Regions from separate parts of the Homo sapiens genome. Here all the other regions are linked to region 6. Evidence: chromatin loops called from intact Hi-C (ENCODE). Cell type or tissue: A673. All regions are shown on one strand. Each heading gives the region's core, and the rest is flanking DNA. Links, peaks and the distances in the headings are about the cores only. Region 1 overlaps LINC02789 (long intergenic non-protein coding RNA 2789). Region 2 has its middle 87 kb from the start of MIR181B1. Region 3 has its middle 400 kb from the start of LINC02789. Region 4 overlaps PTPRC (protein tyrosine phosphatase receptor type C). Region 5 overlaps MIR181A1HG (MIR181A1 host gene). Region 6 has its middle 310 kb from the start of LINC02789.

Region 1 (5,389 bases), core at 218-5,217, 300 kb before region 6:
CAAAAGAAGACATACAAATGACCAATAGTATATGAAAAAAAGTTCAGTATCACTAATCATCAGGGAAATGCAAATCAAAACCACACTGAGATCTCCTCCCACTCCAGTTAGACAAAAAATAACAAATGCTGGTAAGGATGCCTATAAAGCGGAACCCTTATATGCTGTTGATGGGAATGTAAATTGGTACATTTGCTATGGAAAACAATGTGTATGTTTCTTAAAAACCTAAAAATGGAATTACCATGTGATCCAACAATCTACTACTGGGTATATATCCAAAGGAAAGGATATCAGTATGTAGAAGAGATATTTACACTCTCATGTTTGTTGCAGCACGATTCACTATAGCCAAGATATGGAATCAATCTAAGTGTCCTCAACAGATGAATGAATAAAGACAATACACAATGAAATACTAATTTATATATACATATATATGTGTGTATATATATACAGACACAAAATGAACATATATACACATTGCATATATATACTACATTATATTATATGTAGTATACAATGTATATACAATGGAACACCATTTAGCCATAAAAAATTAAATCAAATCATTCAAGGCAACATGAATGAATCTAAAGGATATTATGTTAAGTGAAATAAGTCAAGCACAGAAAGATCAATACTGCATGTTTTCCCTCATATATGGAAGCTAAAAAAGTTGATCTAATAAAAGTGGAGTATAGCATTGCATTTACTAGAGGCTGGAAAGGGTAGGAGGGAGAGGAGATAGGGAGAGGTTGGTTGACAGGTACAAAATTACAGCGTAAACAGGAAGAATAAGTTATAGTGTTCTACAGCACTGTGAGGTGACTAAAGTTAACAACATTTTATCGTATATTTTCAAATGTCTAGATGGGAGAATTGTGAATGCTTCCAACACAAATAAATCATAAATTTTTTAGGCAATGGATTTGCTAATTACCATGATTTGATCATTAGACAATGTACACATGTATCAAAATATCACACTATACCCCCCAAAATAGTACATTTCTTATGTGCCAGTTAACGTAATAAAAATGTAGGTACGGCCAGGCGCAGCGGCTCATGCCTGTAATCCCAGTACTTTGGGAGGCTGAGGCGGGTGGATCACCTGAGGTCAGGAGTTTGAAACCAGCCTGGCCAGCATAGGGAAACCCCATGTCTACTAAAAATACAAAAGTTAGTCAGGCATTGTGGTGCATGCTTGTAGTCCCAGCTACTCAGGAGGCTGAGGCAGAAGAATCGCTTGAACCTGGGAGGCAGAGGTTGCAGCAAGCTGAGATTGAGCCACTGCACTCCAGCCTGGGCCACAGAGCAAGACTTCATCTCAAAATAAATAAATAAATAAATAAAAAGTAGGTACAGAATTCCAGATCAGATGTGTGCCCCAAGAAGTGATTTAAATAATAAATTATTGTTTCATTTCTGCAACATAGAAATGAGGAGCCAGTTTCTTAGAAAAATGAAAAAGAAAAAGACTTCATTGTATGAACATTTATTTCTTGGGCTTTTATTATAGTTACATTGTAGCACTTGTGTTAAAACTCATACATTTATCAAATAACCTAATGGTCCATATAGAGCATAATGAATGCTTCACAAATTATCAAAATTCTCTTGGATAGATGAGGTGTCTACATTTACTGAGTGTTTTATTTTTATTTTTACTTTTTGTATGCCAAGGTTTGTGCTAGGTTGCTTGCAATGTATTATCACACTTACTCATCACAGCTGTCCTAATGCTAACCTCTCTTTTGAACAAATAAAAAGTTGGAGACTTAGAAATGAGAAGAGTTTGCCCAAGTTTACACAGTTAATAAAAGACAAAATCGGGATATAAGAGCACTTGCTGTTTCTTATTACCACACTATTGACAGAAAATTGCAAAATGGCAGAATTTGAAACTGAGTCTCCTGCCCCTGAGTGTGTGTTCTTTTAATTATGATTCACACATTCCTATAAGCGCCTGAATTTTTCTCATGGAGTTAAGAATTGGCAGTGAACAACAAAATGTACTGAAAAATTCATGGGCTTTTGAGTAGGAATCCCCTGAGTCTAAATCTCAACAAAGCCATTTATGAGGGGTATTATTTGGGGCAAATTATTTAATCTCTCTAAGCATTCATTTCTATCTCTGTAAACCAATAATATACATTTCATAGGTAAAAATGGAAATAAAATGTATAGCATGTATTTGATATTGTGAAAAAATGCACATAACATCCATAGCATGATATTTGGCACTTAACTGTTGATACTCGATTATATAATAGACAGTTAAGTTTTTTCAAAATTATTCTAATATTGGCATAATACAAAAATATTTTGAAAATATATATTTGCCTGAGTCTATTGAGGCAAGTTGGGGTCCAGGAGCCTACAGGATAGGGGGGTGATTTAAAAGCGAAGATAATAAAAAGAAAAAGAAAATTAGTTTCTAAAATGCAAAAAGGAGGTGGAGGAATGTAATAGCATTACAAGACAGGCTAATGTCTTGAGATAAAATTATCCAAATATGTCCTTCCTCCCTACCCTCTTTCTCTTTCACATAATAAGGACTAAACTACCACTAACATGGATGGAGTATATCCCTCCATGTCTCCATGCCTATTACAGCAGCCAAGCACTACCCAATAATGAGATAGTAAGAGAACCCAGAGAAGAGATGGTATATTACATAAGTGGGGAAACACCAAGGGCAAAGGTAGTCCTCTAGTACCTCCTCTCCCAGTCCCAGTCTAGACAGAGGGAGTTACAATCCAGATTTTGAACACTTGTGCTCCTTGATTTTCCTTCCCCTATCCCTAGGCCCTGAAAGTTCACAATCTTAATTTATATTTTTTGGTGTTTTGTTTCTGTTTTGCTTTGTTTTGTATCTGACGTTCTCTACTTGCACAAACTTTGCCACCATGTTTAAATGACTTTGCATAGGGTTGGTAGTTCCTTCCAAGGAAGGAAGGGAGGGAGGGAGGAAGGAAGGAAGGAAGGAAGAAGGAAGGAAGGAAGGAAGGAAGGAAGGAAGGAAGAAGGAAGGAAGGAAGGAAGGAAGGAAGGAAGGAAAAATTATCACAGCAAGCAGTAGGGGACCTGAGGTCTGAGAGTAAGATCTTATTAGTCATAGACAAAATTTAAAAAATACTTTTCTTAGTGTGATTAAGTATGAGTAAATTTGCAACTCTGTATAAGAATCTGTTCTCACTCTCAATTCTCTAATTCATATTTTGAATATCATTGAAATAAACTTTACATTTCAATAAAAATACTCAATTTAGGTAGTAAGAAGCATTTTGATTGGTGTTAGATGATGACTTGAAATAAGTAAACTGACTGGATTATATTAATATTTTAATTAATATTTTTCCTCTCTGAATATTTTTCTTTCCTTTCTCTTCCTTCTCTTTCAGCATGAAATCAGCTCTGTGCTGAATGCCTCAGGGAAGGAATGTGGCAGAGAACAGAAAACAAAAGTAAGCAGCCATGGCTGTATTCATTTTCTAATTAATTCACTCATTTACTCTTTCAGTATATAGCACTGCTGAGAGAATTCCAAAATGGTAGCTTTTTTCCTCCTAAAATATGTCATGTCAGCTCATAACTTACCCTTATATTCATTTATTTAATAAACAAATATTTGTGTGTGTGCTCTTAGCATGTATCAGAGTATTCTGGATGCCGGCTGCCAAAGGTAAAATGGCAAGAAGACAAAGACCCTTTTCATGTGGAAGTAGAGGGCAGATAATTTTAAAAAGCAAGGAATTGCCTTGATGTATTTTCTATGCCCAAACTAAACTCCAGAGAGGAGAAGAAACATTGCGATGTAAACACACAAAAACAGAGAGACCTGAAAGGAAAAGGATTTTCCTCAGAGAATTATCTCCCCTCAGATTAAGAGAAGAAGGCAATGATGAGAGACCTGTGGTTTCCTGCCGGGGCTGAAGGTACCTCCCCTCCATTTCCTAGGAAAGTACAGCAAAAGGAGAAAATGGCTTCACACTGCTTCTGGGCGAAGAGAACATATGCCCTCTCTCCCAAGATTTGCCCACCAACCATGCTTGGCACTGAGGCATCAGAGAGAACTAAGGGACTTGTAAAGGCCACATAGGCCAGGATGACAGCTGTCTCAGCAGCTACAGGCATGGACTCACAGCCAACAACCAAATGGGCCATCCCCAACTCCTTGGCATTAAGACCTTAATATCATAGTGAAATCCTAACTAGAGAAATGTCAGTAAGGATTGGGGCTTGGGAGTTCAGGTATTTTTTTCCCAGCAGTCTAGTGGAATTTGTTCTGGAGTCAGAAATTAGATAGCTTATAAAAATTAAGTAATATATCATAATTTTTAATTTCATAGACTGAGATATCTATTACACCAGTACGGTGCTTGGGTAATCTATCGTGGCATCTTTCTTTTTTTAATTTTGCATTTTTTAATGTTTGTATTTCAGATGGTGTTTCGCTCTGCTACCCAGGCTGAAGTGCAGTGGTGTCATTATTTCTCACTGCAGCCTCAAACTTCTGGCCTCCAGCGATCCTCCTACCTCAGTCTCCAGAGTAAGCAGAATTATCAGTGTGAGCCACTATGCCTGGCTCTGTCTTGACACTTTTGTATTTTTCAACGCCACATTGAAGCAGCTGTCAAGTCCTGTCTCTTCCTGCACACTCTGTGTGTGTGTGTGTGTGTGTGTGTGTGTGTGTGTTTGTATATTTCTCAAAAGTATTGCTGCCTATCTTAATTACTGTTTCCTTGGCTCATCTCTCCAAATTGCTACCCTAACCAAATGTCCCTGCTTCCAGTTTTATTATCTTTCAATCAATGCAATACCCAGTGCATTTTATTTAAAATCTGTATCTCACAATGTCTCTTATCTGTTTCATACCCTTTGGTGGTATCTATCTGTCACAGTTAAAAACATGACCCACAAGCCCTTCCAGGAACTGGTTTTTCTCTTCTCCAGTCTTCAGCCTTAGCTCCCTCTACATCTTTCAGTTTGGTTTCTGATCCAGCAACATAGCCACATATTTTTTTCCCAGTTTTAGATCCTTTGCTCATGTTGTTCCCTCTGCTTGGAATTACCCTCACTTTGCACTCACTTTGCCTTTGTAACTTCCACTTATGCTTTAATGTTCAATTCAGGCATCCTTTCCATCAAGATAGTCTCTGATTTTGCTTTAGTCTACTTCCTGTAGTACCACTGTAATTTATGTAATAATTACACATAACTCCATTTTATATTCTGTGGACATCTAATTATGTATCTGTCTCTGCCCACAAACTGTGAGCTCTTTGAAGGCAGGAGCCATGATCACCAATCTTTAAGTCTCTATTACCTACAACAATTTCTGGCCTAAATAGGCATTCGATTCATGTTTGTTGAACTGAATAAA
Region 2 (5,389 bases), core at 134-5,133, 690 kb before region 6:
ACCCTCTGCCACTATGTATACATAGCCACCCTCACAACTTTTTTGAAATATAAATTATATCAACCTCCAGTAAAATATTTACTACAGTTAGTTCTCAACCTTATTATCATTTTTTCTCAACCACATCACTCACAAACTTGGTTTTTTGTCTTAGAATAAATGTTGTGCTGTTTTCCCCAGCTTCCAGGATGCTTAGCTGCTTTAGTTCTCCAATGGGACTAATCATTTTCAACAATTTCACTGCATGCTTTACCCCCTGTGTCTTTTCTTCATCTTGATTCACCTTAACAGAGTTCATCCCCCAGTGAGCTTGCCACTTTGCCCCTTGTCTTTCAAGCACCTGGCACATGATGTGTTTGGGGGACATTTACTGGAGGTGTTTTAAGTGGAAGGAAGCAAGCTTTTTGGGGGCCTTTATGGTCTGCCCCAAACCCCATTTAGAGAGCAGAGTAAATTTTCATACAACACTGTGTCAGTGAGACTGGGACACGAAAGTGGGGGCTTAAGTAAGGGGAATTCAGAGAGGAACTTTAAAAAGTGACGGAATGAAGCCAAGTATACTTAGCAAAGTTGTTCTGAGGCTTCTCACTCTTGAAGATTTTTTTTTGACCTGGAGGGGAGCACCTGGCTGTAGGACCTCTTGCTTAGTTTCTTTACCCTCACTAAAAATAATTTCACACTCCACCTACCAAGTTTTAAGACAGGAAATGGGGATTGCTTTAAAGGAGCTAATAAAATATGATGCCCCAGAAGTCTCCATTGGAGTTTTTTCCCAGCAGACATGTGCAAAAATAAATGTCATTAACTTCCATCTGGATGCATATTGAACAATTTCACTGCATCAAACCAAACAGGTAGTTCTGTCATAGGACAACATATAGCACAAATAATGTAATGTTTCATGAATTTTACAGGGATACAGTGAAGTGACTTTATTACTAAATGGGCATTTAAAACATTAATAATTTTATTCATGAGAATCTATATTTTTAATAAATGAAGTTTTATAAGTATGAAATAGCTCATGTTCATAGAAATAAGCTCAAAAATAAGTGAATTTTACCAAAGGAAAGTATAATTTCTTTGTGGTATTAAATAAGAGAAGCACTTGCTTTTTCCATTGTGTAAAGCTCTTTAAAGTTGGGCTAACCCATTATAGACAACAAAGTAGATAGTCCATCCAAGTTCAGCAAAATAATCATATTTGAAGCTAAAGTTCTCCATAAAGGAACATCTCTAAATTAGAATAACTGGCTTGATGATTAACACTAAATCATTAATTTAGAAATAAGACTGATATTTAATCCTGTACAATCATCAAATCTTTAAAGAAAATGTAAATATTCCCCAAGAGGTGAGAGGCAGTGGATTCATGATAAATGCACTGTGGAAACTCTGGGCTTTGTTTATATACTTGCTTGATACTGTTCTTCAAAGTCTAAAAAGAAAATCTTGAAAGAATATTCAAACTTCTCAACAGTTCTGACCCCAATAATTTATCATCTAAAATATTAGAAGAAATAAGTCCCTGAATGCTCTCGGGAAAGTAAATCTTCTCTGAGTTGGCAGCAGGATTTCAATCTCAATCAAACTGGGTCTCCTAAGTCTTGATTTATGAGAAGTAGACAAATTTTTCTTTAAAAAAAAAACAGAAAACTTATAAGGTTCACATACAACCTAAATGAATTCTGTGGTGTTTGTATGCTAGAGATAACAGAGAAGTAAATTATACAATGATCTTATACTTTTTTATTATTCTAAATGAAATTTTTATTAATTAGTAAAACATTTCATAAGCATTCAGTTTTTAGATGTGGATTTCTAAGAGTTTTTCTATGTAAATATAATTTACTTATTTTTAAATTCCAACTCTTCCTTTCTCTAAGACCAAGTTATTAATGTTTTAAATAATTTAAATAATTAGTTTGACTAAATTTATCCTCTGAGGAAAAAAAATGAATTTGTGAAGACTGGATTTTCAGTCTTGGACACTTTTTCATCCAAAATATAGATTTCCTTTCTAAATGAATGCTGAATTAAAAGCAAACTTTAAAAAACTATGTTTTTATCAATTTATTTTTATATTTTATTATTAGGTAACATGGAATAGTAATTCATGGGAACAATCTATTTTCTCTGGGATAATTTTGTTATACTGAAATATTTTTAAATAGATGTGTTTGAATGCCTTTTATCACCTTGTTGCAGAAAACAGAATCACCACCAGGTTGCACTAAAACATTTACAATGGCTTGATTCTGATGGGGGTGGGTGGGTTTCTAAATGCTGCAACCTACATGTGCATGTCAATAAACCATACAGTACTGTCATACCTGCTTTCATTACAGGTTTTCAGGAGTATGCTGATATTTTATATTACTGAGGTTGCCTACACTTACTTAAGAAAAGTACTTATAGAATAAATCAATTATATTCTTCCTGGGGAAAATATTTTTTTTTTCTATACTGTGTTTCATACAATCTTCCCAAAGTGGACCAGCCTGGTATCGTTACTTACTCTTTATTGAAATCCATTCGTAGCTCACTGACGACAGCAGGCAGTCCTGGGAAGTGAGTGCCTTTTTAGAGTCAGATATTCCACTTGTAGATTTCTTACTCTAATTTTTTCAGCCATATACCTTTCTTCATTTCACACAACACTAGCAAGCAAAATCTATCTATCTATCTATCTATCTATCTATCTATCTATCTATCTATTTTTTATATATATGTATATGTAGATTATATATTTTTTCTGTATTTTATATATATATATATATAGAAAAAAAGCTACAGTTTGGGTCATATTTTTCTTTGACCCAAATCCAAACAGTGTTACAAAGGCTTTATGTATCTTGAGACATATAAAAATACATTCCCTGAAGTTCATTTATGTAATGTACTTTAGGCTATGTGGAAGACTCAATAAAGAGTCTTCTCTGCCAAAATATTTAGTTAGCAGTATCTTAGTTAGATGACAGATTAAGTTCATGTAAATTTAGATACTCCAACATCTTCTCTGGATACATTTTGAAATGAAAGAATTCACTAAATAACAAAATATAGTGGTAAACTAGACATATTTAATAAAAATACTATAAGAAATATATATTTTAGAAAAATGTGTATGCACAAATCTGTGTTTATAATTTAAAAATTAGAAACAGTTATGATAACTCATAGTAACAATATTTCCTTACTAGAAGCCATTTCTGTCTTCCTGCTAGTTGTGGTCTTGTTTTTGTACATTATTTTCCTTGGGCCCCAAGCTTATCTCTGCTGGACTCTTCATCTTTAGAGGTTATGCCTCTCACAATGCTGGCTTTAAGGTCCTCTCTGAATCACTCAAAAGCTGGGGTTTGCAAAACTCAAATATCTTCAGAGGTTAGGAAAATAACAAAAACAAATGAAAAAACTTGATAAAATATTAAGTGGTGGCAGCTTCAAAAACATAGAAAATATATACTTTACTGAAAAGTACTCAAATTCAATTATTTTAAAAACATGGTTCTGGCCTGACAAAACACAGCAGCCTGAACGTTGGCCACCTCAACACTATATTTTACCAGTCCTATTTCCATTGTATAAAACTGTTGCTGTTGGTCTGCTGGGTTACTTTTCTCTTTATCTGCCTCTGTTGCTTGCATTTGTATACTGTAAGTTCCATGTTGGGAGGAGGAAGAGCAGGAAGAAGAGTAGGAAAAAGAGGAAGAGGAGGAGGAAGAAGAAAATGAAGAGGGAAGAGACAGGATCTCCCTTTTCACTCCAGGGAAATAATGACTCTTTTGCTCATTTATATTTACCACTTGAGACATCACCTTAGTCTGTATTGGGCTCAGTTTCCCTATACAACATTTTCCAAGATTTCTGTTTAACTTTGACATTTGCTTATATCCATTCCTCTTACTGTGCGGCTCCCCGCCTCTAAGAGTAATTACTCAGGAGATCTAAAACTGTCTCTTAAGGCAAAGCTTCCCAACCATATGAAGGAGGCCCTTGTATACTTTGACATTGATCCTCATATCCCTCACCTTGTTCTGAAGCCACGGGAACCTTGAGGTTACCTGCAGGGATAAAGAAGGCTCGCACAAGAATTAGATCTTCTCCTGCATCCTCTTTACTCTGCTGTGTCTTTTTGTTGAGACAGAGTCTCTCCCTCTGTCACCCAGGCTGGAATGCAGTGTCATGGTCCCTGCTCACGGCAGCCTCAACCTCCTGGACTCAAGAGACCCTCCCACCTCAGCTTCCTGAATAGCTGGGACTACAGGCACATGCCACCACATCTGTCTATTTTAATTTCTTTATTTTAAGTAGAGATGGGGTCTCCCTATGTGGCCCAGGTTGGTCTTGAACTCCTGGGCTCAAGTGACCCTCCTGCTTCAGCCTCTCAAAGTGCTGAGATTGCACGTGTGAGCCACCATGCCTGGCTCCAGTATGTCTTCTAACTACTTCATTTACTCAGAGCTCTTGAGGTGAACAAGTTTGGAAAGTACTACCTTATGAGAAAATATGGCCCCTTAACCACATGGTCAGTTATCATTTTGGTCAAGTGTTTGTCATCTGCAAAACATCTTCACAGGATTGATTAATCTGTCCTTATGACCTGTATTGACTTCAGACTCACTATCACATATCTGTGGCATCTTTGATTTATAGATCCCAAGAAGGCAGACTCTTATTTTATAGAGCATATAGCCTATCTACTTTGTGTGCTAAGAAGGACCAGGGGGAGAAAGAGGACTGTCACCAGGAGGAATGTGTCCCAGAGAGGCAAATCGTCTTTTCTTATTTCCCCTAGCTTTCTTCCTTTCTTCACAGCTTCATGGGAAAAGGCAAAACATCCTTGATTTTTATACAAACCCTTTCTCTCCTTTTCAAACTGCTGCTGTCCCAGGAGAGGTAAATTCTTTTTATTAATTATAAGTACTTTAAATTTTCCTTCATGTACTATTTGTGACTAGCGGTTTGAACCAACTGGTTTTGCAGCTTGGGGTTTGGACCTTTCATTGCTTTTGTGTTTGTAACTCTTCTGCCCATTAATTTAGGGTTTTCTTTCCTGTCCTGATGCTTTGCCTGTTCTCCTTACTCAGCTAATTTTCTGCTGCCTCACTTGACTACACGCATTAACATCTTACAGTTTAAATATCCAACTTTCTACTTCTTTTGTGCTTAATCCTGACTCTGACATTCAACTATTCCCTGGTCTTGTTGAATTGCCTCCTTTCAGCCTATTCTGACCCTTTCTTACTAAATGATCTTGTACTACTTTCTGGTTTCCCAGTCTCAACATCTGCCTCAAACTTTACTCCAGTTCCTCCAAAAATTATTCCTGGAGCATTTAAACGAGTACGGAGAACTGTACTCTCACCCATGTGGTTTTTTTCCAAGA
Region 3 (5,389 bases), core at 292-5,291, 89 kb after region 6:
TCAACAATGGTTTGAAGATAGTTATTATAAAGCCATCAGAAACTGATGTCACTTCAATTGGACACCAAAATTTGACATGCCTGGTAATGTAGCCCATACGGTAGATTTGGGTCTTAATGTATCACTTTCAAAAAACCTTAAATTCTCAGGGGAACATGTGTTAAAAAGAGAAAGATTACCTGAATCTATGTAGATTTTCCAGGATACTACACAGCCTATGGAGCCGAGTAGGAAGCAGAAGCACTTCTTAGGTGCAGCTGTAGCACCTCAACGTGGAGGGTGAAGTCTGGAAAAGGATATCTAAGTAGAGCTTTCAGGCACATGCAATCTTAAGGAGGTGGGCAAGGCAACAGTATCTGAGGCGGAGATGGAAAACCAGGGATCCGAAGGAAAGGAATAGCAGGTTTATAAAAGGACAAGTAAAAGGAAGACCAGGAAAATATTAGAGACAGTAAATTACAGCCCACAGCCCAATCCAGATGTCAATTTATGGTATTGCAGTAGCCACTGCATAAAGAGGTTAGTGAACTACATTTAACATGTGTGCATTTCATTTTATTTAATGATTAAGCTCTTTAATTCTTTGTGTCTATGAAAAGTCACAGTCAGAAAATCCAGATAGACTATATTAATCAGAGCACATAATTCTAGTGGTAGACATGCTTATTCCCAAAGCCTGGATATATTCCTAGAGCTTTTGCAGTGCCTTGTTGTCTTGAGGTAAGAAATATGGTTGGCTCAGCAGCATTTGTTAATTTATGTAAGAAGGAAAATGAATCACATATAAACATATGGAAATATCCAAATGCCAATTTTTTTTTAGGTTAGTTCTTTGCGTCCTCATTTTCCTTTTAGCCTGGGGTTTACATTATCAACTTTTAACATTAAACAGACTCCTTGCTCTTAGTTTTCAAATGCGTGTATGTATGTGTGTGTATGTGTATGTGTGTGTGTGTGTGTGTGTGTGTGTGTGTATGTATATATATTTCAGACTAAGTAAAATTAGTGTTTTCTTTGGACAGAAAACTGACAAAGAATGGGAAATCCTTACTTTAGAATATTGCAGTTAAGGGTCATGAACATTTAAGCAGGAGTTACTGCCATCCAGAGGCAGAAAGCCATGAACTGCCATATCCTATTACAGTTTTACTATAAAGGAAGTAAGCCAAGAAAAATGTGTAGGTTGTTGCAGTTTTGCTCATTAAATCATCAAAGAATGGAAAACTAATACCTAGATTCAAGTGTCACTGGGTTTGTGCTCCTACTGTCATCATGAATGACGGAATATATTTAGCATTCTTCAAAGCTTTCATCGTGAAGGAGAATGCAGCTTTCTGTGATCTAAGGCTAACCATTTCCATAGACTCTCCAAGCACAACAGTGTAAAACATCTTGAAAATAAACTCTTGTATATTTCTTTGAAAATATTGTTTTGAAGCCACGTGGTACCTCAATGGAGACACTGAAATTAATATTTCTAGTGGCTGATGAAGGCAGCCTATTATCCTTCAGCACAGGTAAAATATCATATTTCCTGGCTATGAATTTTCTGTTAGGACACAAGGATATCCATCATATAAATAGTGCTCAGCAACTACGTGTAGTTTTCAACAAAATATACACAGTAATTAATTTTAGCAGCATTATCCTGAAAGAGTTTGTGAAAGTAAAAAGAGTTTGTAAAAGAGTTTGCATAGCTGAAAAGTGTGCTGGAATTATACTGAGGGACCTGCTTACTATACAGGCTCAAACTTAGAGAAAATGATATGTTGTTCTTCTAACACTCTATCACTTGACATTGCGTTTTGACTGTTTAACAGTCTGTGTCTACAGCAATTCCAAAGGCCAAATTTCCCCTGGAAATAAATAAATACACAAATACATTAATTCTAGAGTCTTTCTGCTTATTTACATTTTTGTGGTAATCCAAATTCAAACCCTCCATCAATTTGAGTTTTCAACAACAGGAAAAAGTAATGACTCCAAACAGGCATTTTACATACCCTTGACAGATACAAGGGTAACTGTTTTGAATACTTTTTAAATTTTGAATACATGTACACAGACACTTACACACACATAATCACATACACACAGACAATGTGAATGATAAATTCAGTAAAAATATAGTCTGTCTGTTGATCAGTCCTGCTTCAATATTCTAACCAGCTTCTGCCTACCCAAAGGATTTAAGGGTGGAAACCTTTTGAGTAAAATAAAATAACTCATAATGGGATGAGAAAATATTATTAACTATTTTCACGCTGCCAAAAGTATTTATTGTGCATGTTAGAATATTTTTTGGAAACCTGTGCTCGAAGCTGCTAAAGGGGATATGGGTAAAACTTCACCCATTAATAGTATAAATAATTTTAACTTTAAGGAAAAAAAGCACCAAAGCAAGAAAGCCTACATTTCTGTAGTGCTATGATCCCTGTCTTAAAATCCTTTTCCACTTTTTGTTTGTCAGTATCTTTCCGTTAGACTTCTTGCATGTACAGGGTTCTCAGCGCCCTCTACTGGTTTTCTGCCTCAGGTTTAAAAAAAAGAAAAAAAAAGGGAATAAAGCAGTCATTCAAATCCTGGGCAATGGCACTCTCCTGACTAAATAGAAAGGAAAAAAAGAAAGACTTATCTATGCTGATGCTATTTATTAGACTTCTTGTTGTCTTAATAAATCACTGTCTTTAAATTGTTTATTTATTCCAATGATCAGGTGTGAGGTGGGTTGTTTCTGAGGACTTTCAAATCATTATTAAGTCTTACACTTCAGCTCCACGATAGGAGGTAGCAACATAAAACAAAGAAAAAATACTGAAAATACATTGCAAATAAAACTGACTTATTTTATATAGGCATAAACCATTTATGAGTGGCATAGGACAAGGTTTGGTGATACAAGCACACTGAATTGTTAACAGTGGTTACCTATGAAAAGAAGATCGGCATTGGAAGCAAGGGTATGGGGTGAGGGTGGGCATTTTCCCTCGTTACTGTATACATATGCATTGTTTAAAATTTTAACAGAGACTGTATTATAATCTTACCACTTCTCATCTCATCTCTTGCTACCATTTCCTTTCAGGCCATTATTACCCCTCACTAACCTCCTACCTGCTTTCCCTGCATCCTTCTTGATCTCCTACCGCTTTCCCTCCAGAGAAATCTTCATAGAACAGTCAGGGTAATTCTTCTTAAATATGATTCACAGCATGGCTTTCCCCCTGTCAAAGCCAGCCAATGGCTCCCCATCATATTTAGAATAAAACCCAGTCTCCTTTGTTCCCCAAATTCCCCCCAGATAATAATGCCTGGCCCTCAATAGGTGCTTTTGTAATGAGTATTTTAATGAATACCAAATAGATAAACAAGACTGTACTAAGGTATTATCTTAACAGTCTTTAAAAGAAAAAGTAATGAAATTGGAACAATAGTGAAAACTCGTTGCTAAATAGCAGTTCAACTTGAGTGAATTCACTTTACCTTTCTGGATCTTATTTGTCACATGGACTAAATAATGATCCTAGGTCTAAAGTTTTAATGGGCCAAGGTCTCAAGTTGTTACCCATAGACACAGACATAAACACACACTCACACACGTGCCAGCTGTGTGCTTATTATAGATGAAATCCTATCTTAAGCTGTTTTCTGATGACATTGCACTATACAAATGACAGAACTCTGATAAATATAGGTGACATTATTGAGCATTTGCTAAGTGCCAGCACTGTGTTAAGCATTTATAAATTTATTTAGAGCTTAAGATATATTTACTCATTTATGCTTCAAATAACCATTGATGTAGGTGCTATGAGTAATTTACAGATTAAGAAAATGAGACATAAATTAAATATCATTCCCAAAGTCATATAGTTAGTAGGTGACACATTGGGATACAAACCTCTTCTGTCTGGTTGCCTCAGCCCAAGTTACCCCAGACCAGTGACAGTCACCAGATGACTGCCAGATGCTGATTAGCTTTGTCTCACCAGTGTCCACCTGACACTAGGAATGGACACATCTTCCCAAGTTATACAAGAGATGGATGGATATGTGTACAAAACTGGGCTTCTGTTATAAAGAAAAAAGAGGAAAATGAATGGTATATGTGCAAACAGTAGTGTTTCTTAGAAAATGAAAACTTGTTAACATCATAAATATCCACCAGTAACAGAGGGAAAGTTAAGTAAATGATTCCATATCATAAAGATAAAATAGGATGAAGCCACTGAAAATGATAACATTGAACAACAAGAAAAATGCAGAGATACAGAAATGCAAAGAGAAAAATCAGAAAGCACTATAATTATAATTATGCGAAATTGTACATGCATATAGACAAAGAATGAGAAAAAATGTGTGTTTACTTTTTATTTTTAGACTTCTATTATTCCTGATTTATTATTGTTTGTATAGCAAAGAAGAAGAAATCCAGTAATCAACATGAATTTTCATAGCAAAGACTTGGAACCAACCCAAATGTCCAACAATGATAGACTGGATTAAGAAAATGTGGCACATATACACCATGGAATACTATGCAGCCATAAAAAATGATGAGTTCGTGTCCTTTGTAGGGACATGGATGAAATTGGAAATCATCATTCTCAGTAAACTATCACAAGAACAAAAAACCAAACACGGCATATTCTCACTCATAGGTGGGAATTGAACAATGAGATCACATGGACACAGGAAGGGGAATATTACACTCTGGGGACTGTGGTGGGGTGGGGGGAGGGGGGAGGGATAGCATTGGGAGATATACCTAATGCTAGATGACGAGTTAGTGGGTGCAGCACACCAGCATGGCACATGTATACATATGTAACTAACCTGCACAATGTGCACATGTACCCTAAAACTTAAAGTATAATAAAAAAAATAAATAAATAAAAAATAAATAAATAAAAAAATAAAACAAGAGGACCAAGAAAAAAAAAAAAAAGAAAGCAAAAAAGGAGCAGGAGTAGCTATACTTCCATCAGAAAAAATAGATTTCAAGACAAAAATTAAGAAGAGACAAAGAAGGTCATTATGTAATGATAAAGGGGTCAATTCAGCAAGAGGATATAATGATTATAAATACATATGCACCCAACACTGGAGCACCCAGATATAATAAAGTAAATATTATTAGAGCTAAAGAGAGAGATAGACCCAAGCACAGTGACGGCTAGAGATTTCAATACCCTACTTTCGGCATTGGACAGATCACCCAGACACAAAATCAACAAAAAAAATCATCAAATTTAATCTGTACTATAGAACAAATGGACCTAGTAGATATTTACAGAACATTTCATCCAACACCTGTAGAATACACATTTTTCTCTTCAGCATATGGATCATTCTCAAGGATAGATCATATGTTAGGTCACAAAACAAG
Region 4 (5,389 bases), core at 115-5,114, 700 kb before region 6:
TACAGACGTATGCTTATTTTAAAATTTTATCTCTTATTCAGTAAAAAACAACTTCTTTGTAATCGTTATGTGTGTATATGTATGTGTGTATGGGTGTGTGTTTGTGTGAGAGACAGAGAAAGAGAGAGAATTCTTTCAAGTGAATCTAAAAGCTTTTGCTTTTCCTTTGTTTTTATGAAGAAAAAATACATTTTATATTAGAAGTGTTAACTTAGCTTGAAGGATCTGTTTTTAAAAATCATAAACTGTGTGCAGACTCAATAAAATCATGTACATTTCTGAAATGACCTCAAGATGTCCTCCTTGTTCTACTCATATATATCTATCTTATATAGTTTACTATTTTACTTCTAGAGATAGTACATAAAGGTGGTATGTGTGTGTATGCTACTACAAAAAAGTTGTTAACTAAATTAACATTGGGAAATCTTATATTCCATATATTAGCATTTAGTCCAATGTCTTTTTAAGCTTATTTAATTAAAAAATTTCCAGTGAGCTTATCATGCTGTCTTTACATGGGGTTTTCAATTTTGCATGCTCGATTATTCCCTGTACAATATTTAAAATTTATTGCTTGATACTTTTGACAACAAATTAGGTTTTGTACAATTGAACTTAAATAAATGTCATTAAAATAAATAAATGCAATATGTATTAATATTCATTGTATAAAAATAGAAGAATACAAACATATTTGTTAAATATTTACATATGAAATTTAATATAGCTATTTTTATGGAATTTTTCATTGATATGAAAAATATGATATTGCATATGCATAGTTCCCATGTTAAATCCCATTCATAACTTTCATTAAAGCATTTACTTTGAATTTCTCCAATGCTTAGAATGTTTTTACCAGGAATGGATGTCGCTAATCATAATAAAATTCAACCATTATTTTTTTCTTGTTTATAATACATTGTGTTATATGTTCAAATATGAAATGTGTATGCACCTATTGAAATATGTTTAATGCATTTATTAACATTTGCAGGACACTTTTACAGGCCCCAATTATCCAATAGTCTAATAATTGTTTAAGATCTAGAAAAAAAAAATCAAGAATAGTGGTATTTTTCATGAAGTAATAAAAACTCGTTTTGGTGAATTCTGTAATAGCTTATCATGAAGGTCAAACACAACCTTTAGATTGGTTTGGTTTTCTATATCTTTACTCTTTTGTCTGATTTTATATGTCTTAACTATACAGCACCGATTATTGTCCATTCAACTCACATTTATTTTGTGTCCCTACTTCTAATTATTTCACTATTGTAACATATAAAATTAACAATTAACCCTTATAGTAGTATATAGATCCTTGTGCTTATTTAACAGATGAAAAGAAGTAAATTTTACAATGAAGCCACAGTTTCTAATTTATATTAAGGTTACTTATTACATCTTTACTTATTAATGAGAAAAGGGGATTAGAATCACCAATTATGGGCACAAAAAATAAAGTTTGCTTTCACTTACCTCTTCAGTCACTCAAACTATTATGCATTCTTTTCTTTTATTGAAACTTGATCAGTTGCCATTTTCTAGATAATGTAGTTAAAATTTGCAGTTCTCATGTTCAATAGAACATTATGATGTATGCCTACTTTATCTGTTAATTGCTTCAAAATACAAATAGCAGAAAGTCTAAATAATCTACAAGCAAAGTTTTTCTTCAGAAGTTTCAATTGCAAGTAACATCTTCCAAATGTAGTTGTGTGTTTTAAATGTGTTTTCCACCTGACACTATCTTTTGAAAGATTAAAAACTACTTAGAAAATAGAGCAATAATAATTTCTATTAGTTTAAGAATCAAGCTTGAGACTTTTTTTCTACATATGGGAATTTGTTGTAAAGAAAGAGATGAAATAGTGGCTCAGAAAGCCCACTACTTTGTGAGAACATATACTAAACCGAAGGTGAGACCCATGGCACTAGAACATGGAATTATATGTCTATGATTTTTACCTGTAGAAAGAAATAATATGTGAATTATAGGTCTATGTCTATGGCCATGGGTTGCATTAATGGGGATCTGTTACAAGGTATAAAAGATTTATTTGCTAAAGTTTGGCACTGCCATTATTAATTCTAGGATCCAGTCAGAAATATTAAGCAAAAAGTTTTGACTTACAAAAGCCTGGTACACTGTAGGGATAATGTTATGAATCCAGAACATTACATTTATTGGGCAAAAAGAAACTTCTAGGTTTCTTTTAAAGTTGTTTGCTTTATTCCTGGTATTAGAATTCAATGGGAATAAAAGATACATTTAGTAAGCCTAAACTTCAGGTCCCAAGCTATTAATTGTGTACATAAGTGACAAATAAATATTTTCATTTAAGAGATATATATATTTTAATATTTTCTTGCAAGAGGAAAACTGTGTAAAGTGATTAGCTGAACATCTGTCTTTGCAAAGATAATTTTAAATGCGTTAAGCTTCCCCTCAGAATTCTTATATTTGTACAGAGAAATTTTCCTGTTTTTTTCCCTCTAAAATATTAAACATAAAATTTATTTTTACAACTAACTAGGACTGATCTTAATTTTAGATTTATACCAGATATTGGTTATAAGATGATTTCATAACACCATATTAGATCTGAATAAGTGAATGCTATTTGCTCCTAGCTAATTGCAGCATGTTTCTTGATATGAAGACCTTAAAATATATCACTTCAAAGGAAATGAATATCTGTTAAAATGAGTAGAAAAGGCTATGCTTTCAATCTCCTACACAAATTTTACATCTGGAATGATCTGAAGGTTCTTCAAAGACATTCAAAATTAGGCTTTTTTATGTCCTGTTTTAAGTGAAAATATTTATTCTTCTAAGGGTCCATTTTATTTGTATTCATTCTTTTGTAAACCTCTTTACATTTCTCTTTACATTTTATTCTTTGCCCAAATCAAAAGTGATTCCTAAATTTTAATTATATTTGTAGGACAATTAAAAGCTTTTGATAACTTACAACAAATGAATTCTTGTTTTTTGCTAAGATCCCGTAAAGAAAACTCTTCTTCTTTATTCAAACTATCCATGATTACTTTCTTCAAAATGACATGAAATTTGATTGTCAGATAAAATACAAGGCATTGGGTTACATTCGAATTTTAAATGAAACAAGAATAGTTTTTTAGTGCAAGTATGTCTCATGCAGTATTTGGGACATATTTGCACCAAAAATTGTTTCTTGTTTATTAGAAATTTAAATTTAACTTGGCATCCTATTTTTTTTAATCTCGCAGCTTTAACATGAAAGAATCAACTATATCTACTTCACTTAAAAGAACATTTGTAGTTCTCCTTGCAGAGAGAGACTTCACCTCTCTAGTTAGCTGTATTCCTAAGCATTTTATTATTTTTGTGGCAATTGTGAATGGGAGTTTGCCTCTCAGCTTGGCTATTGTTGGTTATAGCAATGCTAGTGATTTTTGCACATTGATTTTGTATCCTGAGACTTTGCTAAAGTTATTCATTATCCTGAGAAGCTTTTGGGCTGAGACTATAGGATTTTCTAGATACAGGATCATGACGGCTACAAGCAGGAATAGTTTGACTTCCTCTCTTCCTATTTGCATGCCCTTGCTTTCTTTCTCTTGCCTGATTGCCCTGGCCAGAACTTCCAATACTATGTTGGACAGTAGTGGCGAGAGAGGGCATCCTTGTCTTGTGGCGGTTTTCAATGGGAATACTTCCAGCTTTTACTCATTTAGTATGATGGTAGCTGTGGGTTTATCATATGTGGCGCTCATTATTTTGAGGTATGTTTCTTCAATACCTAGATTATCAAGAGATTTCAACATGAATGGATGTTGAATTTGATCAAAAATCTTTTCTGCAGCTATTGAGATAATCATGTAGTTTTTGTCTTTAGTTCTGTTTCTGTGATGAATCACATTTATTGATTTGTGTTTGTTGAACCAACCTTGCATCCCAGGGATAAAGTCTACTTGATCATGGTGGATAAGCTTTTTGATGTACTGCTGGATTTGGTTTGCTAGTATTTTGTTGAGAATTTTTGCATCAACATTTGTCAAGGATATTGGCCTGATGTTTTCTTTTTTTGTTGTATCTCCGTCAGGTTTTGGTATCAAGATGATGCTGGCCTCACTGAATGAGTTAAAAAGGAGTTCCACCTTTTCAGTTTTTTTTTGGAATAGTTTCAATAGGAATGGTACCAGCTATTCTTTGTACATATGGTAGAATTCAGCTGTGAATCCACTGGGTCCTGGGCTTTTTTTATTGTTGGTGGTGGTGGTAGGCTTTTATTACTGCCTCAATTTCAGAATTTATTATTGTTTTGTTCAGGGATTCATTTTCTTCCTGCTTCAGTCTTGGGAGGGTGTATGTGTCCAGGAATTTATCGATTTCTTTTAAATTTTCTAGTTAATGTGCATAGGGGTGTTTATAATATTCTGTAATAGTTATTTGTATTTCTGTGGGGTCAATGGTAATATCCCCCTTATCGTTTCTGACCGTGTTTATTTGAATCTTCTCTCTTTTCTTCTTTATTAGTCTAGCTAGTAGCCTATTTTATTAATTTTTTTTTCAAAAATCCAGCTCCTGAATTCATTGATCTTTTGAATTTTTTCATGTGTTTCAATATCCTTCAGTTCAGCTCTGATTTTGGTTATTTCTTGTCTTCTGCTAGCTTTGGGATTTGTTTGCTCTTGGTTCTCTAGTTGTTTTAGTACAAATCACTGCTCAAAGAAATCAGAGATGACATAAATAAATGGAAAAACAGTCCATGCTCTTGGACAGGAAGAAGCAATATTGTTAAAATGGCCATACTGCCCAAAGCAATTTATAGATTCAGTGCTATTCCTTATTAAACTACCATTGATATTCTTCACATAACTAAAAAACAAACAAACAAACAAACAAACAAAAAAGCCATTCTAAAATTCACAGAAAACCAAAAAAAAAAAAAAGCCTGAATAGCCAAGGCAATCCTAAGCAAAAAGAACACACTTGTAGGCATCATGCTACACCACTTCGAACTATGCCACAGGGCCACAGTAACCAAAACAGCATGGTACAGATACAAAAACAGACACATAGACCAATTGAACGGAATAGAGAACCCATAAATAAGATTGCACAGCTACAACTGTCTGATCTTCAACAAATCTGACAAAAAACAACAATGGGAAAAAGGTTCCCTTTTCAATAAATGGTGCTGGGATAACTGGCTAGCCATATGCAGAAGATTAAAACTGGACTCTTTCCTTATACCATATACAAAAATTGACTTGAGATGGATTAAAGACTTAAATGTAAAACTCAAAACTATAAAAACTCTGGAAAGCAACCTAGGTAATACCTACCATTCAGGACATAGGAACTGGCAAAGGTTTTATGATGAAGATGCCAAAA
Region 5 (5,389 bases), core at 136-5,135, 570 kb before region 6:
ATTTGTCATGTAGCAAAGGATATCTATAACTTTTAGCTGAAAGGATGTGCTTTCTTTGTTCTAAATATTTCAGATCAGTTTGTATTTAATAGAAACAGAGGCTCAGTTTGCTGTCTGGCCCAAAGTGGAGATTAATGGAGATGCTTCTGTTGAAAAGCTTTTACTTAGTGTGTATTATTACTCAACTTTGACATATTATTAGTAAAGACTTTAGAGGATGAGAACAGTGTCCCAGGCATCCTCTTTGTGTTTCCCCTAAAGTCCAATACATAAGTCAAATGATGAGTGCCCTGACGGTAGAATGGTGTGCCCATGTCTCCTTTGTGTAAGTGGATCCCTTGGCAATTAAAAGTACATCACTGGCGTTTTGTCCAGACCTCTGCAAAACATCAATGATGTGTAAAGACACCATTTTATAAAAATAATTCTGCTTTGCTGATTCTGAAAATAATTTATCTGACTATGAATGTCCAGGAACAACCCAAGATTGATACAGCATTTTTTGTGACTCATTGCAGGCTGATGAAAAGTGAATTTTAGTTAAGATAAGAAAGGCAAGCAGCATGAATGGCAAGAAAAACAATCCTAGAAAATGTGTTGTATTTTTTGTGTCCGATTTTGAAATAGCTTTTTAAAAACTTCCTATCAACGTCTTTCTAGAATCCATAATTGCTAATGGTTACAAGTATCAGCCCCAGGCAAATTGCCTAGTGAGATTTTCTGCAGCAGTGAAGGTAAACAAACCAGTCACTTTCTAAACAAACATTACTTTTATGGTTATTTAAGCCTGCAGTATACATTGGAGCATTAAAATAATATGAGAATGCACAGTATCTTCTGGTTATCATAGGAACATTTGAATAAAAGTGATCAAACGCTTAAACATAACACAGAATCAGTGTAATAGAAAGATATTATAAATACATTGCAAAAATATTTTTAACAAGAAGAGGATATTAGAAATTAGAGTCACTGAATACAAGGCATCAGAAATCACTTAAGATGAACTATTAAATTGTGTGTGATAGAAAAAGAGAATAAAAAAAGAAAGAGAATAAGAGAGAGGAGATTGAGATTTAATCACTATGAGTGTAAAATTCCAGAAGAAATAATTAAGCAAGGAGAAATATTAAATTTAATTGGAAATTAGGTCAAATAAAAATATACAATGGAAAACTTTGCCATATTTTAAAAGAATGTAGGGAAGAGGGAAAACGGAAATAAAAAATAAAATTATAAACTAAATCAAAATCATAATTAATCATATTTTTGCAGAGCTTTCCTGTGAATCAAAACAATCCTCAATCTGTTCTGTAGCAAGACAGTTTAGTTTCTTGGAGATCATTGGCAATCATTTTGATTACCAAAGTAATTGTAGGGCAGTACTAAAATCCATTTCATTCTTAATTTGATGAACAAAAGACACTAATGCTCTTAAAATGAGAATAACAATTATTTGTAGCCATTTCAAAGATAAATTTGCAGTAAATCAATCCAGCAGTCATCCCTTTGATTATTTTTAAAGAATAAGAGAAATCTGAATAAAAAATATATAGATTTATCAGCTCAAAAACACAAAATAATTTTAGGCATTTGGTGACACTAAAATGCAGTTAGATTTGCCCAACATTTAATATTTCTGCTCTTCTTTTGGAGGTCTCGATTTCTAGAAAATTAATAAGTATCTGAAAATCTCTGCTAACAGAGGTGCTACGTGGGCAAATACAGAGCAGGATGATTCTCACAATACTTACTTTCTAACTCAAATTAATTAATTCTCTTCCAATGATTTAAATAGGAGCATATTTTTGGGTAAGTCTTCTTCCGTGTTGATCATTTGAGAAAATGATGGCAGAAGTGAGTATGAGCAGAATGAGGTTTAATTCTCTAACATACTACTCTATATTTAAAATGATTAAATTTGGAATATGATATCATTAAGAGAAAGACAACATTAACACCTGTAAGTTGTTCAGATTGTGACATGTTGTACATTTGTGTATAATTCCAAAATGTGGTTGCCACAAAATAATGTGTTCACCAATATCCAAGCTTTTTGAGCTGCCAGAAAATATCAAAACAATTGGTGCTCTTTGGAATGTGTAGTTAACTTCCTGCTAGGAGAGGAGTCACAGCTGCTACAGTAGCAGTGGGTTTCCAGATGTCAAGGCTGTGAGGATAGTGAGGTAATTGCAGGAAGGAAGGGATACAATTTTGTTATTACAGATTACCCTCCCCATTGAAATCTCTGGATACAGCATTAGTATCAGTGCTTTGGATATGCACATTGTGAACTGGAGGTCTTCATGTTGAAGTGTAGAGGTCTGTGCATTTGCTTCAGTCGAAAAAGCTGAGCCAGGCTTATTAAAATTTGTGGGAAACAGAGTAAATGCTCTCAAAGCTGTATTATTGGATTTATAAAGCATCCATAAGTGTTAATATGTTTTATCAGCAAAAGTTGGTTTTATAAGGACAATAACCAAATAACAAAGTTTAGCTATAAATGTTCCAGTACTATAGCTCATCCACTGAATTAAGAGAAAACAAAATGTTTAGATACCGATAAATTAATCAGCAAATCTGCTTAAGTCCTTCTTTGTATACTAGTGACTGAGTAGAGGAAACAGATGATGATTTTTCCAGTATTCAACCTAGAAGAATTTCTTTCTCAACTTCCCATGCTATGTAGTCAGAAGAGTACAAATTACTGAAAACTCTGTTTTTCATTCAGAAGCTACAATCATGGTGCCATATTTCCATATGGGAATTTTAAACACTACAGTATTTTGACATATTTTATTGTCAAAACCAATACATATTTGTCCACACAAATTAAATTGAAATTAATTGAAGAAATTCAGTTTGATAATTTCTGGTGTTTTTTTTTTTCTGTTGAGGGGTCTGTATTACTTATTGTACTGAATGTACATATTAGCTTAAGTTTCTCTGTAAATGAATGAAATAATTGGTGCATTAGTTTCACCTAAAACAGGCAGGGTTGAGGATATTCTGAGACTTATGTGAAGTTGACAATTCTGGATTCATTCTACCAGCCATGAAGAGAGAGACTTCTCATCTCACTCATAACAGATACACCATCCTCTGCTGAAACTCTAAGCTTTTCATAGTTTTTGAGGGCAGTTACATATCACTATTGAATCACACTGAGCTATTCATGGTCAACTAATAGCCAAAAGTCCCATGTGCCATTCTTATTTCATGTCTCCCACATTCTATGGAATTTTGAAGTTAAGGCTAGAACTTTATGCCTGTCTTGCTAAACCTGACCTATTATATCTGACTAAGGCACACTGGATTGTACAATTCCAGAGAGTGCCATTCCTATCATTAACTCATAAGTGTTCTTTCTGAAGTTACACAGCCTCTATGGCCGCAGGTGGCCTTGTCTACCTTTGAATTTTGCTTTTAAATCATGGATAATTTATTCACTACAGCAGATGTCCTCTAGTTTAATTAATAATATACCTTAAATTTAATAGAATCCTATCAACGTTTAAATAAAATTATTGAATTAGCGGGGTCTTAAAGTACACGTAGGTGATGACTTATAGAAGGACAAGAGCTATTGGGTACTTTAGGGAGGGCTGAAGACTGAGGACATAAAATGATTAATTCTTTTGTGGCAGGTGAAATAAGGATAATTATGGGAAAATATAAACAAATATTGATAAAAAAGTATTTGCTAGTCTAGGAGAATGAACTTTGACTTTGTAGTAGGCATTTGAAAAAAAAAAGATTTTAGCTAATTCAAATCCCCATTTAGGAGTTGATTATCAGTTTTGTTTTTCTTTTAAGGTTTCCTGTCTTTCAATGGCATGTAAAGAATCTCTCATTAAAACAACCACTCTCCTAAGTCATTCTTTCCAGTGGTAATGCTGATGTGGTCTGTTGCAAATGAGAAAACCCAAATGAATACAATTTATTTATTTTCATCTACACCGCCTTTGCTATTTTAATAAAGAGAAAGTTCTCAAGTCAAAATAAGTTGTACCTAAAATTAAGCATGTCTCCAGAACAATGCCTCTCTATACTACTGCATCGCCGGAGAACTTGTTAGGAACACAAGTTCTCAGAAACTCTGATCATCAAGCCCAGCAATATGCATTCCAATTAACCCCCCAAGTAATGCTGACACAGCTAAAGTTTGAGAAACTTCGGCCTAGCAAATCTATGGTAGCTGAGTGTTTCTTCAATAACTAAGTTGGAAGAAATAGTGACCCAGTACTTGGTTAAAGGAAATTGTAATTTCTTTTCAATATGAACATATTCACTGTAAAAATGTTTAGTCACATTTCAAATATACTGGCAAGGATAAGTTCTCATATCCACTTTTCCCCTTTATTGCATGCCATATTATTTGTTTTCAGGGAAACACTTTACTGTAATTTAAAAGTGCAACATACAGGAACAAAGCATTGTTACCCTAAGCTCTTCATAAAGAAAAAAATTGAACTATAATCATGCCACCATTTTATTATTTAGTTACTACAAGTTGGACTATAAATCCTCCCAAGTTTAATATCTGAATTTTGATACTACAGATTCATGGTAATATGTTTAGCAACATTACAATTAATACCTGAAAGGAACTGATCCCACATCTATCCTCAGTGAACAATGCTGGGTCTACAAAAGAAAAATCTATTTTAATATTCATGGATCTAGATAGCTTATTAAAACCTCAAATTTTAAAAATATAATAAAAGAGAAATATTGGTATATTTAAATTTGGGGGCCTTCACATCACCTAGTAGAAAATTTTAAAGTAAGTGACCTGGTGAGGTGAGGTGGCTCATGCCTGTAATGCCAACACTTTTGGAGGCCAAACTGGGAGGATCACTTGAGTTCAGGATACCAAGACCAGCCTGAACAATACAGGAGGATTTCATCTCTGCAAATAATTTTTTTAAAAAATAGCTGGATGTGGTGGCACACACCTATGGTTCCACCTACAATGGAGGCTGAGGTAGGAGGATTGCCTGAGTGGGGGAGGTTGAGGCTGCAATGAGCCATAATCACGGCACTGCACTCCAGCCTGGGCAACAGAGCGAGAACCAGTCCCAAAAATAAGTAAATAAATAAATAAATAAATAAATAATCCTTAGGAGCTTTGGGAAATTATCCATGAAAGTCATAAAGAATGAAGGGCAAATTAGCTAAGTCATTCCAGGTGCTCAATGAGGAAGCCATATACACAAACACACACACTCATTAGATATTTATAAATTCATACTGAAGGGAAATCTTCAACATTTACTAAATCTTGAATTGTTCATGTAGCTTTTTTTTAACAGATAAACTAAGCTAAAAGTTACTGGTTTAACAACTTTCACCATTTTTGAAACAATAATGGATCAATTCCATATAA
Region 6 (5,389 bases), core at 294-5,293:
ATATAATTAATATAATATATATTTATGTATTATCTATATATAAAGTATGTGTTTTATAAATATATAAGTATATTATAAATGTGCATTAATAAATGTATATTTATTTATATATTCATAGAAAAGAGGCAAGTGTGTATATTCATAGAAAAGATATCAAAATATATAGAATATTCTCCTTTTTGTGAATATACAAATAAATTGTTAGTCCTACTTATGCTAGTTGAGGAATATATTGTTTCTTAAGCTGTTTTATTCCCCCTTAGATATTAAACATTTCAATATTATTAGAAGTACATATTTTTGAAAAGATAATTTTAATTTTTACCTGTAGCCATTATGCAGTAACTGTTACTGAATTTTCTTCATAGAAAATGATTAGAAAACTGGACTAAACATGAAACAACAGTTTATAGGCATCAAACAAGCACCACACGTCTAAAAGAGGAGAGAGAAGCGTGAGTCCTAATACTGCCCTGGCTTCCTGTTTGTAAGCACTTTCTAGACTACAGTGCAAAAATGCAAAGCCCAGGCAGAACATGTCTCATGTAGCAGAAGACACAGAAATCAGAGTTTGGGGAAGTCAACACGGCTGGAATTTAAAAGGCAGAGTGCCAGAAAAGAGATATACAAAGAAATAAAGAAATACAGAACTATGCATAGAGTTGAGGCTTTGGCTGAACACTAAGCTGAGCATGAATAAGGAGAGAGACTCCATGAGTTTGAACAAGGAACTACCAGGGAAGTAACAACCACTGGGAGTTGCTGAAACAGGACTGGAAGTTGTTTCAATTCTGACCAAAATGAAAACTACTTAATTAAATCCCAGTGCATTTAGTAAAGACTCCAAAAAGAAAATCTTAGTAGGGCTAAACTAGATCTAATGTACAGACTGCTATAGAACCTTCCTAACAGAGCTAAAAAATAAGCTTTGAAAATTAGATGGACCTGTAAGTAATGTAATGTAACTGCCTTCCAAACAAACAAGAAACATCTAGCTCTTTAAAAGAGAAAAATATCCATATCATCAACAATATAGTATTTATAATGTCTAGCATTTGACCAAAAACTATCAGACATGTGAAGAAAATAGGACTCATTTTAAACAGAAGAAAAATATCAGTCACTAGAAATACACCCAAATATAATGAAAGTAAACAATTTTTAGAAGTAGTTTCAAGGACTTAAAGAAAAAGATAAACATAATGAGACGGAAAAAGAAATATTAAAAAAAAAACAGAAAGAACCACTAGAGCTAAAAAAAAAAAAAGTAGTACTCAAAAAACATACTGGATAGAATTAATAGGAGATTAGACATTTCAGAAGAAAATGTCAGTTAATTTGGAGATGTTGCAATAGAAACTATCCAAACTGAGGCACATAGAATAAAAGGTGAACTGGAGAAAATTAACAGAGATTTCATGAGCTCTGGAACAACATCAAGTGGTCTGAATTTACTTATTCATAACAGGAATAAAAGAGAGGACATCACTACAGATATTATAGACATTTAAAGGTTAACAGATATTGTGAACAAATGTATGCCAATAAGTTTGACAACTTAAATAAAATAAACAGATTTGTTGAAAGACACTAATTATCAAAACTGACAAATAGGACATAGAAACTTTGAACAGATCCACATCTATGAGGGAAACTGAATTTGTAATATAAACTTTCCTTCAAGTTAAGTCCTGATCCAGGTAGACTGTCTGAATTCTATCAAACATTTACATAGTACACAGATCTTTCACAAACCCTTTCAGAAATCAGAAGAGAATAAAACATTCTCAACTTATTTGCCCTGAAAAACAGAGTGAAAAATTAGAAAAAAATAAAATTAGGAGTAGACATCTGCAAAATGGCAGAATAGGAGGTAACCCTCTCACATCCCCAAACAACAACAAAACTTTTGCACTTATCCACAGACAAAGGTCTCTCTGCTGGAGCCTTAGGATTCAGATTGGAAGTTGTGAAATCTTAGTGGAGCCCAAGATCTAAAAGTGTCATTTTGAGAATGCAGACTGACACCCAGTTGGCTGATCTACCAATTACGCTCCTTGGTTCAAGTCTGAAAACAGCCTCATTTCCCAAAGGGCTTGGCTACAGCCCCATATGGCCTTCAGCATGCAACAAAACCATCAGCCAAGCTGTCCAGGAGAAACTGCACACACTAGTACCTTGTGGAGAGGCTTATCTGTCCACTGACATCAGGGTCAGCAGTGAATGTGAAAGTTCCCCTGTAGCTTGACCCCAACCCCCTCAGCTGAGGTCCCAGCTCAGAACTGCTAATATAAGGACCTAGAGGGAAATATGACCATATCTCTCAGCTCAAGAGTCTGAGCCTCCATGATGGGCTTGCCAACATCTGTCCCATAACAGATCTTGAGCATGCCTTGTCTTAGTTCCAGTCCTTCCTGCTGCAGTGGGGAAACAATCCTATCTGTGCACAAGCATGCTGGAAAATTCATACCCACACCCATCTAAGCCAACAATATTGGCTCACCACTGTCATCTCACAGAATATCCCAAGGAAGCCCAGTCTCAGCTTTGGCCCTCCCACAGCAGTTGGATAACTGTACCATCTGTTTAAGAACCTGCTGGGAGAAACATGCGCCTCTGAGCCAATGAAACTGGGCTCTCCAACCTCCATCCCACAGCAGATTTTGAGGTGGCCTAGTCTCAATTCTGGCTCCACTTATGCTAGTTGAGAAACGACCCCTCCTGTATAGAAATTTACTGGGAAACACACGCTTGTCTGAGTCAATGAGACAGGCTTGCCAGCAGCCATCACATAGCAGGTCTTGAGGGGTCCTAGTCTCAGCTTTGGACCCTCCTGTTACAGTCAAGGAAATACCCCTACTTGTGCAGGGTCCTGCTGGGAGACAAATACCCATTTGAACCAACAAGATGGGCTCACCAGCCTCCATCCCACACAAGATCCTGAGGGGGTGCAGTCTCAACTCCATCCCCTCTGCTGCAGTCAGGGATCTATCACCTGCATAGGGCCTGCTGGGAGGCACATGTGTCTGGGCCAACAGGACACTCTTCTGGGGGCAGCTCCATGACCAGCTTTTCCACACAGCCCCAGTACGCTCTTTGGGTCTTCCCTAGGTACATTCAGGCCAGAGAGCCACATCAACCTTGGAGCTCTCACAAGACTCACAGCAAGCCTGGGATTAGAGCACCCTCTAGTGCTAAGACAACTGCAGTTATCACATGCTCAGAAAACACAGTTATTACAGGCTCAGAGATCTGCTTGGAATCTCTGGAAAGCCTCTGAATAAGGACTGATATAAACAAAGCCAGACTGTAAAGAATGGAATAAATACCTAATCCTTCAATGTGCAGACATTCTCACATGTCTGCAAACATCAGAAATATCCAGGGACTATGACCTCACCAAATGAAAAAAATAAAGCACCAGTGACTAATCCAAAGTGATAGAGATCTCTCAAATAAAATAGCTGTTTTAAGGAAGCTCAATGAACTTCAGTAAAACTCAAAGAAACAATTCATGAATTTTTCAGATAAAATTAACAAAGAGATTGAAATAAAACAAAAACAGAAATTGTGGAGTTGAAATACATAATGGATGAAATGAAATGAAAAGTACAATAGAGAGCATCAACAGCAGACAAAAGAATCAATGAGCTTGAAGTCAGGCTATTTGAAAATACATAGAGAAGAAAAGAGAATAAAAAGTAATAAAGAAGGTTTATGGGATCCATGAGACAACATTAGAAGAGCATATAGTCAGGAAGAGAAAGCTGGAAAAGTAAAGGTGTAAAAAGCTAAATCAAAGAATTAATACCAGATAACTTTCCAAACCTAGATAAATCTATAGATATTCAGGTATAAAAAGGTCAATGGTCACCAATTAGATTGAACCCTGTATTAGCTCATTCTCACACTGCTATGAAGAAGTATCCAAGACTGAGTAATTTATAAAGAAAAGAGGTTTAATTGACTCACAGTTCCACATAGCTGCGGAGGCCTCAGGAAACTTGCAATCATGGCAGAAGGCACCTCTTCACAGGGTGGCAGGAGAGACAATGAGTGCAAGAGTATTAATAAACTTAATAGATACATTTAACATTTAATGGTAACTGCCATAAGCTTGTTTAGGAGCAAACTTTCTAAACTACTAGAGAAAATAGCTGTTACTGTAACGCAGGTGTGGAGTGGTTATATTAGTCTGTTCTCACACTTCTATAAAGAACTGCCCGAGACTGGGTAATTTATAAGGAAAAGTTTAATTGACTCACACTTCTGCATGGCTGGGGAGGCCTCAGGAAACAATCATGGCAGAAGGGGAAGCAAGCGTATCTTACATGGTGACAGGCAAGAGAGAGTGCATGAAGGAGGAACTGTCAAACACTTATAAAACCATCAGATCTTGTGAAACTCACTCACTATCACAAAAACAACATGGCGGAAATTGTTCCCATGATCCACCTACCTCCCACCACGTTCTTCCCTTAACACCTGAGGATTATGGGGATTAAAATTCAAAATGAGATTTGAATCATGGCACACGTTGCTATACCAAAACACTTTAACAAGAAAGAGCACCATAGATTTATTTAATCAAAGTTTTACATGACATGAGAGCATTCAGACTTGAAGACCCAGAGACCTAAAGTAAACTATCCATTTTTATGCTTTAGGTTCAATGAAGCATGGACAGTGTGTAGAAATGTGACGAAAGGGTATGAGCTAATGCTAATAGACAGTGCAGAAACTTAGCAAGGCTGGATTTTTCTTGGCCTTTCTGTGGAGCATTTTTTTCCTCCTGGGTTTAGGGCAGGACCCCTTCTGAAATAGGGGTTTTATAACCTCTATCAAACCATGTAGTTCAGAGAATTTCTTTATGGCCAGTTCTTACAAAGAAAGGTAGGCGAAAGTTACAGAAATATTTTTAGATTTACGGCTGGCTTTGGGGGGAAGGGGTTCTGGTTTCTATGACTGACACTGGTGAAGAGGAATTCTAGTATCTATGGCTAGCCTCAGGGGAGAATGAAGGAAGAGAGACAGGAGGGCAGGACAAGGTCAGAGGAAAACTTGGCCTCTAAGGCTGCTTCTGAGGCCTTTACTTTGTGGTATCATTTCCTGAGCCCCAACAGTAACCATACACAGAAAAAAGTGGGAGGGAGTGGAAGCATAGGAAAGCACATGAAAAGTGTGAAAGTGTAATAGATCAGTAATTCACATATTTAAAGATACTTAAGCGATATCTCTATACAATGTTAACAAGAGACACACCATATAGCAATAGAAGTTAGAACTAAAAGAACAAATCAGCAAATAGTAATAAATCATATAGCATTATTAATATGGTATAAAATAAAACCAATGCAGAAAGCTAGATCTTATCACATTTCATAAATTG

The links. Peaks named below come from ENCODE experiments on the same cell type or tissue, not always from the same donor. Only the 100,000 strongest peaks of a DNase experiment are listed, where the experiment ranks them.
Region 1: it touches region 6 in a loop (16-fold over the local background); 2 of 110 quality-filtered maps call a loop at or near these places.
Region 2: it touches region 6 in a loop (5-fold over the local background); 15 of 110 quality-filtered maps call a loop at or near these places.
Region 3: a loop joins it to region 6, with 4 times the contacts of the local background. A loop is called at or near these places in 4 of 110 quality-filtered maps.
Region 4: a loop joins it to region 6, with 9 times the contacts of the local background. A loop is called at or near these places in 12 of 110 quality-filtered maps.
Region 5: a loop joins it to region 6, with 2.4 times the contacts of the local background. A loop is called at or near these places in 3 of 110 quality-filtered maps.

The regions. Positions count from the first base shown.
Region 1 is chr1:199,158,016-199,163,404 of GRCh38, forward strand. LINC02789 (long intergenic non-protein coding RNA 2789) reads left to right here. Exons shown (of 4, transcript NR_147896.1): 2 at 3,408-3,470; 3 at 4,450-4,555. The region is part of intron 1 of LOC107985243 (a long non-coding RNA gene); the gene reads right to left. Among named protein-coding and RNA genes, the nearest start is that of LINC02789, 12 kb to the left of the region's middle. In A673, for the core only: no CTCF peak of the experiment used is centred there; DNase peaks (open chromatin) are centred at 1,976, 2,806, 3,456 and 3,976; H3K27ac peaks cover 5,000 bases.
Region 2 is chr1:198,769,529-198,774,917 of GRCh38, forward strand. No RefSeq gene overlaps it. Among named protein-coding and RNA genes, the nearest start is that of MIR181B1, 87 kb to the right of the region's middle. In A673, for the core only: a CTCF peak has its summit at 2,221 (motif pointing right); a DNase peak (open chromatin) is centred at 2,253; H3K4me3 peaks cover 292 bases; H3K27ac peaks cover 4,695 bases.
Region 3 is chr1:199,549,652-199,555,040 of GRCh38, forward strand. No RefSeq gene overlaps it. Among named protein-coding and RNA genes, the nearest start is that of LINC02789, 400 kb to the left of the region's middle. In A673, for the core only: CTCF peaks have their summits at 1,126 (motif pointing left) and 2,540 (motif pointing left); DNase peaks (open chromatin) are centred at 1,110 and 2,500; H3K27ac peaks cover 3,371 bases.
Region 4 is chr1:198,756,363-198,761,751 of GRCh38, forward strand. PTPRC (protein tyrosine phosphatase receptor type C) reads left to right here. Exons shown (of 33, transcript NM_002838.5): 33 at 1-1,114. Among named protein-coding and RNA genes, the nearest start is that of PTPRC-AS1, 92 kb to the left of the region's middle. In A673, for the core only: CTCF peaks have their summits at 262 and 466; a DNase peak (open chromatin) is centred at 309; H3K27ac peaks cover 1,206 bases.
Region 5 is chr1:198,890,087-198,895,475 of GRCh38, forward strand. All of the region lies in intron 2 of MIR181A1HG (MIR181A1 host gene), which reads right to left. Among named protein-coding and RNA genes, the nearest start is that of MIR181A1, 34 kb to the left of the region's middle. In A673, for the core only: no CTCF peak of the experiment used is centred there; a DNase peak (open chromatin) is centred at 2,205; H3K4me3 peaks cover 1,046 bases; H3K27ac peaks cover 4,542 bases.
Region 6 is chr1:199,460,535-199,465,923 of GRCh38, forward strand. No RefSeq gene overlaps it. Among named protein-coding and RNA genes, the nearest start is that of LINC02789, 310 kb to the left of the region's middle. In A673, for the core only: a CTCF peak has its summit at 3,212 (motif pointing left); a DNase peak (open chromatin) is centred at 3,177; H3K27ac peaks cover 1,991 bases.